3 separate regions of the Homo sapiens genome follow, and regions 2 and 3 are each linked to region 1. A link is a contact called in ENCODE Hi-C or POLR2A ChIA-PET data. All regions are on one chromosome and are shown on one strand. Each heading gives the region's core, a stretch centred on a gene start or an enhancer-like site at or near the end of the contact. The rest is flanking DNA. Distances are from core to core; before and after follow the strand shown. Region 1 overlaps QKI (QKI, KH domain containing RNA binding). Region 2 overlaps LOC102724152 (a long non-coding RNA gene). Region 3 has its middle 290 kb from the start of QKI.

Region 1 (2,700 bases), core at 184-2,683:
AACTTACAAAATAAATTTAGGTCACCTACTTATAAACAGGAACTGAAATGAGTGGAAGAGTTCAAGCAGTATAACCTTTGACTGCTTCATAGCCCATTTCATGTGTGACAATTCTGAGGGGTTAGGATGAGGAAGATTCTGTTATTAGCCATTTTACTCCCGGAGACACTGCTCTCTCAAATTGGGCTGAAAGTAGATCATCACCTTGAGCTTTCCTTTAATCTTTATCAGAAACAGCTCAATGTTCCTGGAATATGGATAGCACTGAGAAGCAGATTTCTCCTCGATTTCCATATTACATACTTTGGCTATTTCAGCAAGAATCTTAAGAGATATGGAGATTGAACACCTATGAGTAGATATCAAATTATCCATAAGTCCTTTGAAGCAGTAATTTTAACAGAGTAGATCCTAACATGAAACTCTTTTTAGATAAACCATAGACAAACGTTTCTGTCTAATCTGAATAATTCTTCCCTAACAACCCCATCTTTCATTTTGTTCTTCTAAGCACTAGTTCCTATCAAATACTAAAATATATTATTTATAAAAGAAAGTGCCTGCATTTTTAAAACTCAGAGAGGCCTTATTATTTAAAGAAATGTTAAACGTTGGAAAAATATCAGCTAAACAAAATGTATTGTTTTCAGACTGTCCTGTAACCCTTTCTGTAATTATTTACTAACATTCTAAGAAATGTGGTATATCCCAAACCATAAAAAGCCTATGAAATATTTGGTACACAACAGGCCCTAAATATACCCTTACAGAGTGAAATAAAGAGGAAACTTCAAAACAAAACAAAGAGTCATAAATTGGCTTTTACTAAACCGATCTAGTTGAACTTATACATTAAGTTTTCCCTACCTAAAACATAAAGATATGCCCTATATTATCAAATCACACTGCTAAATTAAAACTTTAATATGTAATCTGAATCACTTCACAACTCCACTGAATACAAATATGTACTAACCTTTTGAGAAAAACTACCTTTAAATAGATTTCTGTACAAACTATCAAAGACAGATGTGTAGATCGTAATTTTAAAGCATTATTATTTTCACTCACAAAATATGATCATATTCAGGCAAAAATCAAGTGTTAACCTGGGTATTGAAAAAGGAGACTTTGAATATCATTAAATTTTGATTTAATATCATTTGTTATTCAGAAGAATGAAAGTGAAAGTAGTGTACATCAAGACTCCTGAAGTTCGTGATCCTTCAACAATAAGAAGGCCGCAATGGTCAAAGGAACAAAGACTTTAAGGAAAGATAACTTACTGAATTGGCCCCTCTCCCCATAATCCCTCTAAAACAAACGCCAGCTCAACACCCAATTTGACACCAACTTCTCAAGACTGCTGACAAACAACAACCCTATGCTAACTAACTCAGAAGCTATGACGAGCCTAAGCTGATTTGCAAACCCAGGAAAATGAAACAGAAAGAGAACTTACAACTCGTGTTCCATCATCAACATGTATTATTATAAGAGAGACAGTGGAGTGTACTGTGAATAACATTATGAATCTAAACTACTAACTATAGCAACCAGGCTGGGATCCTACAGGCTGAAAACACAATCCTTGAAAAGACATTTGTCTGTCTTACAAAACCTTTGACAATATGGGTATTCATGATGGCCTAGACCCAAGAGATGCCTTTCAAAGCTATTAGTCAAAATTAAATCCCATTTTAAAAACATCAGAAAATCAGAATTATATTCACATAAAACTCCAAGAAGTCTCACTACAATTTAATCATCATGTCCAAAGGAAGCAGTTTACCAATCTAATCTGTTCATGTATTTAACAGGACGACTAGTATCATCAACAGCTAGACCTTGCCAATATTTATCAAGTCTACTACTCTGGCAGATCCTATAGAACAATTTCTAACAACTTGAAATTGATAACTAGGCAAATTTAATGACAAAATTATTACTGACTCATTCAAAATATAACACTTTTTACTTAAATAAATCAGTTAACTCTATTCATAATCATTTATAACACATCTCCATGGATTCAAACAAGAAAACCTGACCAGCCAAATAAACAATTTGATGGTCTAAATATAACTTCAATGTTCTTTCATGTCTGTAGTTTCATGAATGCATGAGAAACTTAAAGTCTTCAATAATTTAATCGTTTATCCTTCACACAAGACTGAACTCCTTCAAGAACAGGATTATTTTTCTTATGTGTAATCACAAAAACCACAGAGTGCCTGCTCTATCAGATGTCACACATTTGTTACCTTTACTCCTCCCAACAATCCTATGAAGTGAACCTTATAACTTCATAGACAAAGAAACAGATTCTAAAAAGCAAGCATATGCTCAAAGCCAATGTGATCATCTCAATTATTTTTCGGCAAATATTTATTTCAGTCCCCTTCTCTCTGTAAATGAAGTGACTTGGTATCACTAACGCAGGGTTTCTCAACCTCAGCACTACTGACATTTGGGTCCAGGTAATTCTTTGTTGGGGGGCTGGAGGTGCACGGAGGCTGACTGCCCTGTGCATTACAGGATGTTTAACAGTATCCCTGGACTCCACCCACTAGATGCCAATAGTACCCCCTCTCCCAAGTTTAGACACCAAAAGTATCTCTAGTATTGCCAAATGTCCCCATAGGTAAAACTGCCACCAGGTGAGAATCACTGGGCTAATGGAAAGCAACAAGAGCAGAC
Region 2 (2,700 bases), core at 31-2,530, 210 kb before region 1:
GGCGGGCGGATCACGAGGTCAGGAGATCGAGACCACAGTGAAACCCCATCTCTACTAAAAATACTAAAAATTAGCCAGGCATGGTGGTGGGTGCCTGTAGTCCCAGCTACTCGGAGAGGCTGAGGCAGGAGAATGGCGTGAACCCGGGAGGCGGGGCTTGCAGTGAGCCAAGATCACACCACTGCACTCCAGCCTGGGCGACAGAGCGAGACTCTGTCTCAAAAAAAAAAAAAAAAAAAAAAAAAGAAAAGAAAGGCACTGGAATGTTATCAAGATCACCCAGTGACTCCGATGTGCAAGAAAGCTTAGAAACCATCCAATCAAAGTCTTTTTTTCTTAATTCAAAAAAAAAACACTCTTTTTATGGGCATAAAAGTATTTATTTCAAAGAGGTCAGAAAGCAATGGCTGGCCATGCCAGAAAAGGAAGCTAAGACGGCTAGGATCTAACTAGGAGGGTAAGTTGCAACCTGTTCATACTGCCCAGATGGAAAGGGGACTCCTATAATATCAGCTTCATACATCCACTGTCTGTAACTTCCGTTACCTAATACCATCTCCGTCAGCCTTTCAGCCAAGTATGGTAGCATCTTTCTCGAATATTTATAAATTGCCTACAAGCACTGAAATTGCTGTTAGAAACTATACATCTTCAAACATGCACACTCCATTCTGTTCTCTCCAGACTCTGTTCTCCCCAGAATCCTGCTAATTTCTCTACAGTTTCAAGTCTCAGTCAGGGCTTCAGAAGGTTGAGGAACAGGCTACCCTCTGCAGTCAAGTTTGTCCTGGCTACGAAGTCCTGCCCCACCTGCAATCTGCCTCTGCCCTCGTGCAGTTGTGACAGACTGGAAAGCGCATTGTATTGAATTACCCTTTCTAGAAAAGAGCCAAGTAAGAAATTAGTTATTCATAAGTTCTTTGTGCATGATTTGCCACAGAAATAACATGAACTATTTTTGTAGGGCTTTGACAAACCTGACTAGGCTTAGCCCAACCTGGAATAGTCCCTGGGGAGCCTGCGAAAAACAAGCCACATGAGCTGTCCTGATGCTAGCTTCTGAGGGCCCTGACCCCCAGATCTCTATCCTCCCCCTCACCCTGCTTCTCATCCCCACCCCCTGCAGTCCTTCCTCTCAGGCTTTTGCAGTTACTCAAGATACTGTGCACGTAGCAGAGCAATCAGATGCTTTCTCTCAGATGGCTTGGCTAATGGCCACTTCCTGTGGTTGTCAAATGAAAAAAGAAGAACTAGCACATCCCCAATGACTTATTGTATCACTTCCCGTATCTGACTATCTGGCAGCCAGCATAATTTAACATCACTCGTAAATTAAGAGCCTCTTGCGAGGGTGCCACAGCTGAGCCCACCACCCCGTTTTGCTGATTAGAAAGAAACCGTGCCAGGACTTCCATTATGAATAGTCATTTCCTAAAATGTAACTCCAACAACACTGACATCTAATCATATATTAAATGAATGAATAGGGGTTCCATATCCACCCTGTGGACCTCTGAGCTCATTCTGAAGATTAAAGTGACTTCCTTTAACGTTCTCCCCACTAGCACCGTGCCCGTAAGGCCAGATTTCACCGCGACCGCCCCTTGCACCCCCCAACCAGCCCTCCAGCCCCCAGGTTATCCCCCACACTTTTCCCTGTCTCTTGGCTTTGCTCCGTTTCCCTTCCCTTCATGGCCTGGCCTGTGAGAAGAGTCAAGGTGAGCTCAAGCGAGGACCCTCATTCTGCCCCAACACCTCAGGCCCCTTTCTTGTTGAGAGTGGACAGCTCCATCAGGCACTTGGTGCCAAATGGAAGCAATGGAACTCGGTGCTGGCTCTCCATGTCCAGCCAGCGCTGGCTGCAAGCAGCAGAGACAAGCAGGGGCAGAAATCATAAGCAGACCCCTAGGGCTGCGTGTCCTCCCCTGGGCAGGCACACAGTGGGGCGTGCTAAGCAGCTTCGTAGGTAGTGGCTGCGCCGCATCTTGTTGACCTTAGCAGAGAATCCCATTCTCTGCTAGGCTTTCCAGCCAGGCTGGAAAAGCCTAGCTCATACTTGAGGAAAAAGACCTCCTTGATGCCATATAGGTGGTTTTGCATGTGCGTTCGTTCTGTTCTCTTGCTTTTTTCAGTGTGGGATTGTGAATGAGCACTGGAGCTGGGTCCAATGGCCCAATTTGCACACTGGCTTTGTTTGGTGCAGAGCGTGGCCACGGCCTCAGCAGCCCTATTGGAAGTGAGCTGTGTTTGGGTAAATCATGACCTCTCTGAGCCTTGGGTTTCCCTCTGTAAAATCGCAACCACACTCTACTGAGCCTTGATCTATGTTCAGGACTGTGAAAAATCAATGAGACAACACATATGAAAATACTCTGGGAAATGGAAATTTATAGCTGTCATTTTGCTAAAACTTATAAGAATAGATTAGCCCAGTTCTAGTAATAACTTCATCATTTATGAGTTGTGTGTCTTTAAACATGATATTTAAACTTCCTCAACCACAGGAACTTCATACAACTCATGGCTCCTTCCTAAGTTTGCTGTGAAAACTAAAATGAGTTGATATAAAATACATACCACAGTACTTGGCAGAGAACGTGAGCTCGGTAAATGACAACTGCTTTTATTTGTTATTGTTAGTATTTTTATTATCTGAAGAGGACAAAGAAGATAAAAAGCTTGTCCAAAAAAAAAATGAGA
Region 3 (2,700 bases), core at 117-2,616, 250 kb before region 1:
GGGACCTGGCAAGGAGAACCAGTGGCCCTGGACTCTAGGTTCTGCCCTGGGCTGCCCAGATCCAGCCAGGAAGAGCCCAGGGTTGGCAGGGGATGAGACGTGGGGGCTCCATTGACTGAGCTGCCTAAGTACACGCTGCTGCCTTCCATCCTGCACCCCTTCCCTGCTTGGCCACAGTCAGAGCCAAACTGGAATGAACTGCACTGAAGAGAGAAGTGGCTGCCTCCCCTCCCTCCCTGGGCCACAGCCCTGGCTTCCTCTCCTACAGGAAGGGAGGTAAAGCCGCTCCTTATGAAGGATGTGGACTCAGGAGGGGCCACACACAAAGGGGAGCCTGTCACATGGGGGGAGCAAGTCAGGATGTTACTAACAATCAAAAGCTTCCTTCAAAGGTTCCTGTTTAATTAAAAATTTCAAAGCGTAGGACTTCCAACCTGCTGGTCTCCCCAGGACACCCTGAGGGTCTCAGGGGAGGGTGCACTCAGACAGATGGTGCCTCCCCACCCTATCAGCCACCCCGGCCTCTCTCCTCAGTATCTCCAATATAGGGTTACCTCTTAGGTGGTCCTAGAGAACATTTTATTCTAGTGGTCACCTGGCTGAATGCACAGACGTCCCCTGGGACATCTTGCTGGCGCAGAGAGGGGGGCCTGAGGATACCATCACGGGCAGGCACCGTTCCCAGGACAGGGAGAGAGGAAGCAGATTCGTGCCCTTTCTTCATGGTGGGCTCATCACTGAACAGAAAGGAAATCACTGTCAGTCACTCCAGCTGCCAACCTGGGTCTCCCTTCTGCTGCTGCTGGGTAGCAGGCAGTTTTGGTGACCCCAGGTCATGCACCCAGGGGGATTTATTGCCAAGGTTCCTGGAGGACATCTGCCCCCACTGTTCCCTTTGGAGCGTCTCAGTAAGAGAACCCGTAATGTCTAAAAATAGTGCATGTCAAACTTCATAAGGTTCTAGAAAGAGGCCTAAGTATAGTTATCCACTAATAAATTAAGCCGATTTTGAGAAAGATTAGCTATAGGGGGCCTTCTCAAGATTTGATTACGAAGATAAAGTGCTGTATTAAAATATTACAGACTATTTGTAAAGCAGTATGGCACATAAAATGAATCTCAAAATAATAGTAAACATTTAAATAGCATGGATCTTTTTGCCTTGTATTTTATAATCATTTTTCAATCCTTATTATACTAAAAGCCCAGGATTCTCATTTTGTGGATATGGGGAAAAAAAAAAAAAAGCAAGTCTAAGCAAATAACAAGAAATCTGGTTTCACAACTCCTAGCCCAGTTAAGTTCTCGGGACAGAATGAGGTCCAACGTGGTCAACAAACATGACATCATGCCACCCACGAGCTGGACACGCGACACCTGGGGCTCCAGCTGGCCATGCAAAAGGGTGAGGTCTCCATCCCTCCTTCCGTGACAAAAGTAAGCTCTCCTTTCTGAAGAGCCCTCAAGCCAGAGACTGAACCCCCAAATAAAAATACAACAGAGGTCAGCTCTGAGAAACCAAAATGACTCATCACCTCACCTCCTGTCCTAAGTCCCTGGCTTCTCACACTCTCCCCTCTTGACTGTGTTTCGAGGCAAGGAAAATACCTATCATTGCCAATTATGGAACCTGTTACCAATGAAGGCCACCTTGGCTGCAAACTTATCTTTGATATGGGACATTCTCCATTGCTTGTGGTGGAGAGAACAGACCCTTTTCCCTTCTATGGTAATATGCCCCAATGGAGGTTTTCCACCACGTGAATAATCTAGACGACAGGTTTTCTGTGTAGCATCTTATGCCAATCTACGTCCCTCGTGCACAGCTTTGGAGAAGGGTCCATAGCTCTGTCTAGAGGCCCGTCCACCCTGAGCCCAGAACATCTCCATCCCTCAGGCGGCCGCCTGCAGCAGTGCAGCTGGAGGAAGTAAGTATTTTAGAGCATGTTTTCATACCTTGCTACTAGAGAAGTGGCAAAGCACTCTTGTTTTTGAGAAGTGATAACCTCTTAGAGATGAAAAAGGAAAAAGCTAAGGGGAAGCACTGAGCTGGGGAAACTCTTACAAATCAAGAATCTTATAGCAGAAGAGTTTTGCTTCTTTTGGAAACTGAATCAGTGTCACTAGTGGAATTACACCCCCGTGGGGGATGGGGGGGCACTGTTGTCTGGCAAACAGTGCAAGTCATTTGTCACACCTAAACACGACTAGGTTACCCTCAGCTACACCGTGTCTCCCACCGTGTGACCTGTGATTTCTTCCTGCTCTCCTTTCCATCTGTGTCCATAAAGACTTGGAGTGAGATCCGGTTTGCTTTTCTGCCTCCTCTGTCCTATTTGCCAGAGAAAACATTCTGGAATTCCTCCCAGGAACCTTCCCCCAGTGGTTTCTGTCCAGCCATCCGCATTCTGTCCTTTGGGGAAATATTTCTCCTACCATTCTGCACCAGCAGGTGTGCTAACGTAAGCCTGTGCACGAGCACCACTTTGCCTGAAGATCACATCTGTCACAGGAGTGTCTGTTCTGTGGACAACACTGAGGAACGCCTCTCTTTCCTCATGCCAAGCCACTAGCCCTCCACAGACACTTTCTAAAAACTGCCACCCACATCACAAATGGCTGCTTTTACTTCTCTCTCTACTCTCCCAGCTCGTTTTAAATGCTCCAGCTTAAATTTATCACATGTCCTCACTGGAGTTT

What was found. Hi-C counts contacts between places; a loop is a spot of excess contacts on that map. ChIA-PET counts read pairs that join two places held with the same protein, here RNA polymerase II (POLR2A). Pooled maps may share reads with other maps.
Region 2: a map with no recorded cell type shows a loop between it and region 1 (5-fold over the local background). The contact joins two enhancer-like sites. A Hi-C loop is called at or near these places in 2 of 37 single-sample maps with no recorded cell type and 4 of 50 pooled maps.
Region 3: a loop to region 1 is called in a map with no recorded cell type, with 10 times the contacts of the local background. The contact joins two enhancer-like sites. A Hi-C loop is called at or near these places in 11 of 37 single-sample maps with no recorded cell type and 4 of 50 pooled maps. POLR2A ChIA-PET finds 5 or more read pairs at or near these places in 1 of 52 experiments (H1).

The regions. Positions count from the first base shown.
Region 1 is chr6:163,459,249-163,461,948 of GRCh38, reverse strand. All of the region lies in intron 2 of QKI (QKI, KH domain containing RNA binding), which reads right to left. Among named protein-coding and RNA genes, the nearest start is that of QKI, 46 kb to the right of the region's middle. RefSeq lists an enhancer at 1,338-1,567. Within about 2 kb of position 1,433, at least 7 of the 41 ENCODE cell types and tissues checked have a DNase peak (open chromatin) inside an H3K27ac peak, as active enhancers do.
Region 2 is chr6:163,666,396-163,669,095 of GRCh38, reverse strand. The region is part of intron 1 of LOC102724152 (a long non-coding RNA gene); the gene reads left to right. Among named protein-coding and RNA genes, the nearest start is that of QKI, 250 kb to the right of the region's middle. Within about 2 kb of position 1,280, at least 6 of the 41 ENCODE cell types and tissues checked have a DNase peak (open chromatin) inside an H3K27ac peak, as active enhancers do.
Region 3 is chr6:163,707,397-163,710,096 of GRCh38, reverse strand. No RefSeq gene overlaps it. Among named protein-coding and RNA genes, the nearest start is that of QKI, 290 kb to the right of the region's middle. RefSeq lists an enhancer at 1,644-1,763. Within about 2 kb of position 1,366, at least 7 of the 41 ENCODE cell types and tissues checked have a DNase peak (open chromatin) inside an H3K27ac peak, as active enhancers do.